Regions from separate parts of the Homo sapiens genome. Here region 2 is linked to region 1. A link is an interaction called in ENCODE POLR2A ChIA-PET data of the cell type or tissue named here. Cell type or tissue: PC-9. All regions are shown on one strand. Links, peaks and the distances in the headings refer to the core of each region. The heading gives the core; the rest is flanking DNA.

Region 1 (4,412 bases), core at 175-4,174:
AATCATTGGCTTGAATCCATACTATGTGTTTAAGAGAATATTATGATCCTGGAATATCTTTACAAAGTATGGAAAGTTTTTCCATATAAAACTTCAGTTTTTCTCATTTTGACAAAATTGTATCTCAACCAAATAATATTAATGTTATAGAAGACTTGATGTAAATCTCTCCCTCTCTCTATCTGCACACACACACACATTCTCACACACATTTTAGAATTTGTAAAATTCGACATATTTTATGAGTATTTTACTACATGTTTAAATCATGTTCTACTTCATGACTGTCTATAACTGCATCTTATTACATCATGCAACTATATTATAATTTAATTCATATTGAGTATTACATTGTTTCAAATTATTTACTATTTGAAATACTATTTTAGTGAATATGCAATTCATAAAGCCTTGTGTGTATTTATGTCACTTCCTTTTTAAACATTTCTGATTGGAGTAAAACCTATCTCAAAAGCTTTTAACATACATAACTAGATTGCTCTACAAAATGTTAAGTCAATTACGCCTCTATCAACAATGTCTGTCCATATATCTTTAAACCTTGGCCAACACTGAATATTGTCATAAGCTGTCTGTCATTATTACTTTGCTAAATAAAAAAAAGTTTCCTATTTTTAAAAAATGTATTTCTTTGGTTACTAATGAGGTTTATTTTCTTGCTTTTCCAAGGCATAAAATAAAATATTTTCTAAAAGTTACAGTTTAATCTCATTTGTGTATATGCACACATATATGCATATACATGTGTATATAGATACACATATATGCATATACATGTGTATATAGATACACATATATGCATATACATGTGTATATAGGTACACATATGCATATACATGTGTATATAGGTACACATATATGCATATACATGTGTATATAGGTACACATATATGCATATACATGTGTATATAGGTACACATATATGCATATACATGTGTATATGGGTACACATATATGCATATACATGTGTATATGGGTACACATATATGCATATACATGTGTATATAGGTACACAAATATATGTATTTTATGTGTGTGTGTATTTACACACACATGTAAAATCAAAATATTAGCAGTAGTTATTTGCCTCCATATTGGTGAATTATGAGTGATATTATTTTTATTCTTTTCTATATATTTTCAAAAATTCTCTGTAATTAAGATAAACACATAAGATCATACAATACAATATAGCTGTCTTTAGAGTTTATCCTTTAAAACTATATTACAATAAAATTCTTACAGAACTTTATCAAAAAAAAATCAGTAGAACAGGACTCAAGTGGGATCTGCCTGTATTCATTATTTGTTGGATTTGATAGGCATTTTACAGTGTGATCTTTGTCAGATAGGAAATAGAAGAATAGGCTTTTGTGATCATCACTGAATGCTGCCTCCCTATTTCAATCATGCATACCTGGAATAGAGCATAGCAATAAGAAAGAGCCTGCCAGTCATTTCCAAATAAATATGATATGGACCAAGAAGTTCCTTCACCCTAACAATACTTCAGTTCAGATTCTCTTGAGTAATAGTTGTGGTGAACTGGTTCTTTTCCTTTTTCTTCTCTTAGTTTGGTTCTTTATCAACTTTCCTTCTCAACCAGGCTCTGGTATCTCCATTCTTTTTCATTTATTTATTTATTTTTTGACACAGAGTCTCGCTCTGTTGCCCAGGCTGGAGTGGTGGAGTGCAGTGGTGCGATCTCGGCTCACTGCAACCTCCAACTCCCAGGTTCAAATGATTCTCCTGCCTCAGTCTCCCGAGTAGCTGGGATTACAGGCACCCACCACCACACCCAGCTAATTTTTATATTTTTAGTAGAAATGTGGTTTCAGAATGTGGGCCAGGCTGGTCTCGAACTCCTGACTCAAATCTGCCCACCTTGGCCTCCCAAAGTGCTGGGATTACAGGCATGAACCACCACACCCGGCCAGTATCTACCTTCTATAATCACTTCTGCTACATCGTTTAGCTGCCAGCTTTCCTTGTGACTTGCCACCATTTCTGTTTCTTCCCAGGGATTTTTTTTTTAATCGCAGTCACGATTTAGTTTTTGAAGCTTTACTTGATTCCCATTCTCCATAGGATATCCTCTTTACTTCCTCTAATTACCTTTAAACTGATCCTCAAAGAATATGGCACTTTTTTGTATTAGAATAAATATCACATCTGGTATTGGTGTCTATTTCTTATCACCTCTATTACATGGTGAGATTTTAATAATAGTAAGAGTACTGAAGATGTTTTCATCATCTCTCTGTGATTCATCATTCCCAAATATGCTTTGCACATAGAGATTACTCAGCACATATTTGGCTGGATGAATAAATAAATGATGTGACTATGTATCAAAAGTTGACTGGATGATCCACACTAGACAGAATGAGCTTCTTGCTCAATAACAAGTTATTCTTAGTAAGCTTGGATGGCTAGAGGAAGATAATTGATAAAGTCGGTTTAGGAGCAGCAGTGACAGTGGGTGCTTCTTGATTCAAAAAAGAAAATCATCATTTTGTTTTTCTATGAGTCTTGAAAAAATTGCTTACCCTCTCCAGAACTCACGGTTTCTGTATCCATAAAAAGAAAGTGATCAACAAGCCAATCTCCATAGCCTCTTGTAGCTGAGAGCATTCTTGAATTTTATTATTAGATTTCATTCAGTTTTAACCTAAAATGAACCTGAACATCTGGATCATCCCTGGAGCCAACAAGCTTTAGAGTCAAGAGGTAGGAATTAAATTTAAACATGTCCCCATTGCTGTTTCCTGGATCGTACACTTCAGCCCATGTAAGAATGAAATGCTACTCTACAGCTGTTGAGCTCAAATTAACTTTTTTTGAAATGATCTTACATTGATTCTGCTAGTGGATTTCTTTTTTTTAATAATAACCTATTAAATCTAACATTTTATCAGTACTTCTGTTATTTTTTAAACCTATGCTCTAAAAAAGTGTGCAAAATAAATGTGCATGTTAAATTGATTTTTACTGGAACTCTATTGCCATTTCAAAGATTAAATAAGTGTTATTGCTGGTTAATTGTCAAGGCAAATGCTTTTGAGGTTAAATTTTTTTGATAACCAACCTCTCTATGAATTAGTTATATCTGTTGAAACAGAGAGATACATTAAATGTCTTCCCTTAGAGGGATACCTAAGAAAAAATATCTTTAGTTATTAGAATATAACTCCTAATTAATAAACTCTTTAAATTTGAGTGATAAAATTTCTGATCTTTTTAAAGTAGAGGAGCTTGAAACATCTGTTATAACTTTAACCTGATCTTTTCTATGGTACTAAAATAAAAACTTCCAGTTAAAGAGTTCAGGCACTGTCTACAGGATCCTTGCAACTCATTATTTTTGTGATTCTATTATGAGTAAATAAGAATAAGTTGAAAATGTTTATTAATTTTCTTCACATCTATGTCTTTACATTAGATTACCAAAGTCATTTTTTATAACCATTGCATATAATTTTGACTAATAGCACTAGTTTGGGAATAAAAGAGAACATAAAGTTAGGACTCATTTAATGGGCATATCTTACTTTATGGATTAAAATAATTATTTAGTGTTTAGAGTCTTCACATTTTGTACTTTAAATCTAATTAAACTGATACTGTTTCTAGGAAGAATATAATATGAATTCAATAGTGATTTGTCTTTGTCTCTGACAGCACTGTCTTAAGGAAGATATTTAGCCCTGCAATAGAAATTCTATTGGGTATTTTAAAAATCACTTTGTTTGCTTTTGCTGATCTCTTGTAACTATCCTCTAAACTTGGTCAGAAGTGGCCCCAATTTTAGCCTCATGCTTTAGACCTGTATCACTTCATGACTGGGTCCCTGACAAGGTAATGAACTTATATCAAAATATAAATTTATATTCGTTTCTTCAGCAAGTTATCCTAAGGAAAAAAGAAAAATATCAGGTGAAATAAACAAACAGCATGCTTAGTGATATACTTTGTTTACATTCTGGTGACACTCCTTATCTCATCATGAACTAGTAGTCAGTAGTTCATGAAGTCCATTGGAGGACCACACTTTGAGTAGCACTGTTTTAGAGGTTCTCCACTCTGGCTCTCCTCCAGCCATGTCCCCCGCCCTCCACAGGGATAAGAATCTGAAGGACTTAGGAAACATGCCTAACCAGAACCACACCCCAACTTCTAGACAATGATGCTGGCACTCAAGATCTTAGAATTTCTTGCCCAAATTACCTGAGCTTATTTGAGCCTTTTCCCCAGTCCTTCCTTCCAAAGGTGGACCACAGTACTGTGTGACTCTTTGTGGGCATAGAGAGATCTTGGATATGTGAGGCTGGCAAGTCCATATTGGTAAACAGTCTCTCATGGTCAATGGGAGTTGAGGCAGAAAAAGGAGT
Region 2 (4,412 bases), core at 153-4,152, 65 kb after region 1:
AAAGGTATTCTCATCTGTAGGTGGTTGTCAAAATTTATGCTTCTGTTGGAGATTGCAGTAGAAAATTTTTATTCTGCCACTTTGCTTTTGTCATTCAAATAATTATGGTTAGTGAAGAAGATATAAAGGGATATATCTTTATGATAAATAACTACCTCTCATTAAGAATTAAGATGATGAAAGCAAGCATAGAATGTAGGAAGGCGTATGTGTACACATCCTCATTCTTTCAAATGGAGAGATAATAAATTTCAAAGCTTATAAATTAGGAAATAGTTTTATAAATGCAATCAGAACACAGCTATCTAAATTGCAAAAAAAAGAAACATGAAAACCAAAGCATGCTAAAGAAAGCAAATGCAATCTATAAAGGAGATCAAAAGAAGCCCTGAAAACAAAGTCAAATATAAAATTATTAGTTCTAAATATAGAAAATGTGCTGAATTTCCAAAGCCCACCATTCATATTTTTAATACACTTTCCAGCTCACATTTTCTGTCTGTGACATACTATTGTTTCCTATTCCCAAGAGCTGGTTTAATATTTGATTCACCTTTGTGTCCAGTTCCATGCATACAGTAGGCATTACAAAATTTAAAAATGCTCAATTTATAATGAATATATGAGAGAACTTACAAAAAGATCATGGAAAATGTAATTAATAGATACAAATTAAAAAAACTAAACTTTACTTCTCAACATAAACTCCATCTAAGTCAACACACTTTTGTAAGTGATCATCCCAGTGACTTAGTTCACCCCTAAAGAACTGAGGGCCCTGGGAAGGTCACCATGTCAATACAGTCTATTTTACATTATTAACATAATTTACATAATTATAAATGGGTGCCCTCTAAAGATTCTTTTAAAAGATTTTTAAGATTAGGAAACAAAAAGAAGTCAGAAGGAGCTGAATCAGGCCAGGGATAATTGTGTAAGCTGAACCACTTGAGATGTCTATGGTGTTGGCTATTGTTTTTGCTGTTAATCATCAATCCTCTTCAATTAGGACATGAAGATTAATTTTTTCTTGCAAATTGATGTGGATGGTCTGCTGCTGTGAGCTTCATCTTCAACATCATCTCATCCCTTCTTAAAATGAATTATCTGTCTGTTAACTGCTGATTTCTTTGGGACATTGTCCCCATAAACTTTTTGTAAAGAACTAATGATTTCACCATTCCTCCACTCAAACTTATGCAAACCTTTGATGTTTGTTCTTGCTTCAATTTTAGCAGAATTTGTGTTGCTGTCTGACAGGGGCTCTTTTTAAGTTGGTGTCTTATCCTTAGTGCCACAAATGAGATCCTGTTCAGACATGTTAAGACAAGTTAGTACAAGTTTATTTTGTTGCCAAAAAAAAAAATGAAATACATGCATAGTGTTTTTATACTATGCATTTTTAATGAACTTTGAAGACACCTCATATGTATTTAGAAGCCTAGGTAAAGGAAAGTGAAAGATTTTTTAAATACCATTCAAAGTTCATTGATTCTACCTTTTATGACAATATGATTTTGAGGAGGTTTGAAGAACGGTTAAGAATAATGCATTAAGCTTTACCTGCTTGGCCTGAGGAATTCAGTTTAGAGGCTTAGAAAAAAACACACACACACACAAAATGGCACACTCAAACTGGAAATTAGAAGAGGGTTTTATAAAGCCTTTCTTTTGGCAATACTATGTTTTCTGTGTAGGAAAACTGTAACAAACTGCTCACTACCCTAGGACTACTAACAATGAAGCACTGCTACCATCCGGAGCCTACTGAGAGTGAAGTGAAGAAATAGTTTTCCAAAGAGAGAGAGAGAGAGAAGTCTACCTGACAGAAATTGTGACCTTCCATCCAGAAAGTCAGCATTTAACAATCCTTGTGAAAGACTGAATAGGAGAATAACACTCTGACTTCACTCCCCTCACACTCACCAAACTCGTGGAAGTGTCTTGTATTGGTTAAACAACTGAATGCTAGAAGACAAAGGAGCCAATTGATTCAGCTTACAAGGTGAGCCTCCCTGAGCAAAGTGCAGATAGAAAAAGCTGGGTAGAGATTCTGGAAGGACAAACAGATTTCAGCACAAAGACTTTACTTCTTATAACTGGGAGGATAAGGTTTATGTCAATTTTTTCCATGGTATTCAGATAAAGATGTATTGTATTAATAAATGCAATGTGTTGATTCTGAGCTTCTGTTTGATCCATAATTATAGCCTCTGCCTTCTTTATATCAAATATCTTTTCAAATAAAAATGAAAAATGACATTCTCCACTCTCAGATAAAGGATTCTCAGTCACAGATCTTATTTTGTTTTCCCTGAGTTAGAAAATTGGGTTTATAATCTAGTTTCTGGTCAATACAAAATAAGTCATGAATAACTGAGTTTTCTATTCTGCAACAATTTTCTGACCATGCAATTCTCAGTGTAGCAAAGATGAATTTATTTCTCTGCAAAGCAGAGCCAAAGAAATAGCTGAAGAGTGTCTTCTCTCTTGGCTTCTAGAGAAGCCAGTCCTTTGGTGCCAAATATTACATGACCCTTTTTACCACATCATTAATAAGGACAGATGTTTTGAATTGAGGATCAAACAAAAGCCAAAATATGCTCTTGACCTTAAAGGACAGGATGAAACTCCACTGTACTATAATGCTTTTTTTTTCATCCGAAGACATTATTTTGGTGTGCATTCTTTCTGTTACAAATCTGTCAAGCAAATTAAAATGCTTTCTTAGTCTCTCTTAACTAGTTAAATTTGAGCTCTGTAGAACTATTATCAACTGCTCTTAAGACAGTATAACATAGATGAGATTCTCATCAATGAATTGAACTTTAGGTCTCGGGTTAAAAGGAGGTAGAATGCCGTGATATATTTTCATAACCTCTTTTATTTTTATAAAATTCACATAAAACATGCCAGATAATGGTTCTTCATGGTAAAGTTTGGGGTTTATAATATGTTTTTATATTCTAGTCAATTTATTTTCCCACTTACACAATCATGATTTCAAACATTCAGTTCTCTACTCCCATACCTACCTTCTTATTCTCAGAAGAGTTAAGAGATGCCTGAAGAGCTCCACTTAGATGTCACATTGGTACCTAAAATTTTTTATTTCTTCTTTAAATATTCCTTTCCTCTGAGATTTTCTGTTTCATCAAATGGCATACCTATCATCCAGTTTCCAAAGCAGAAATCTGGGAGTTTATTGAATTACCACTATTCATTACACATCCCACCACATCTGCAATTGCCATAGATTGGGTTCCCTAAGAAGCAAACTCTGAAGCACAAATTAGTATACACAAGTTTACTAGGAAGTACCCTTGGGATCAACAGCTGTGGAAGGGGGAAAATATGCAGTATTGGGTAAAGGGAAAAGTTGAGTTGAGATGCAGTCTCAATGGAAGTCTCAGCTAACCCCACGTTTATTCCTGAAAAGACAGCTATAACTTCATGATGAATTGTCATTCAATATGTGCCACTCCAGGAAGGTGTGCAATCTCAGGAAAGAGATTTTTCCAGCTAAAGGTGAGGCTTTTTAGCAGCAACATTCCCTGAAGTGTGAATTTCACTGATATGGCATCCACTGTACCAATAAATCACCTTATCCTATCATTTCATTTCTTAAATTGCCCTCAAGTCAATCCACTACTTTGTGTCTCTACTTCCACTATCCTAGTTCAAGTCATTAACATCTTCCCCATAATGTCAACTTTATAAAGGGTGTCATTGTATCCAGTATATTTCCCTTGTAATTTATTTTCTGCCCAGCTGTGTAATCTTTATAAATCACTTATTGAACCATCTCTCTCTGCTTAAAACTCCCATTGCTGTTACCATAAAACATCAGTTCCTTATTATGACCAGTAAGGCTCTAAAAATCTTTTCTCTGCATGCCTCTTCTTTAACATCCTGAAACCACTTACCTCCTCTCAAGCTATCCTCTGGCAATAACTGCCTCCCGTGAGCCTCTAAATGTTGGTTGTATACATCACTTATCTTTTATGTTTATTTCCTCTATCATCAAACTTTCCTAAAAAAGAAAAGAACTTTCCTGTTATAAAAATGTTTTACAATTTTCTACCACTATTATTTTAATTTGTACAAATTGCTTGCTAAATAGCCTCTTAAAGACAGAATCAACATGGCCCAGTATATGGCACATGTTAATAAATGTTAATAAATTTGTTGATTGAATGTATGAGTGTTATCTAAAGTAATTGCCTAAGTTGATATAGGAGAATATGCCAACATTTCTGAATCATTGATAAGTGTAATGCAATAATATTTCCATCCTAATTTGATAATATAATTTTTTAAGCTTTTCATTTTTCTGCAAGAAAATTAAGCCAATTTATAATAATTGCTTATAACAGTGTGTTCTCAGGTAGACTTCTGTTTGTATATCAATA

What was found. ChIA-PET counts read pairs that join two places held together with the same protein. Peaks named below come from ENCODE experiments on the same cell type or tissue, not always from the same donor. Only the 100,000 strongest peaks of a DNase experiment are listed, where the experiment ranks them.
Region 2: POLR2A ChIA-PET joins it to region 1 with 6 read pairs; 2 of 35 experiments call an interaction of 5 or more read pairs at or near these places.

What each region holds. Positions count from the first base shown.
Region 1 is chr3:191,091,915-191,096,326 of GRCh38, forward strand. No RefSeq gene overlaps it. Among named protein-coding and RNA genes, the nearest start is that of OSTN, 110 kb to the right of the region's middle. In PC-9, for the core only: no CTCF peak of the experiment used is centred there; a DNase peak (open chromatin) is centred at 2,321.
Region 2 is chr3:191,156,485-191,160,896 of GRCh38, forward strand. It overlaps LOC107986171 (a long non-coding RNA gene), which reads left to right. Exons shown (of 3, transcript XR_001741070.2): 1 at 1-4; 2 at 1,729-2,005. Among named protein-coding and RNA genes, the nearest start is that of OSTN, 41 kb to the right of the region's middle. RefSeq lists an enhancer at 1,358-2,557. In PC-9, for the core only: no CTCF peak of the experiment used is centred there; no DNase peak of the experiment used is centred there.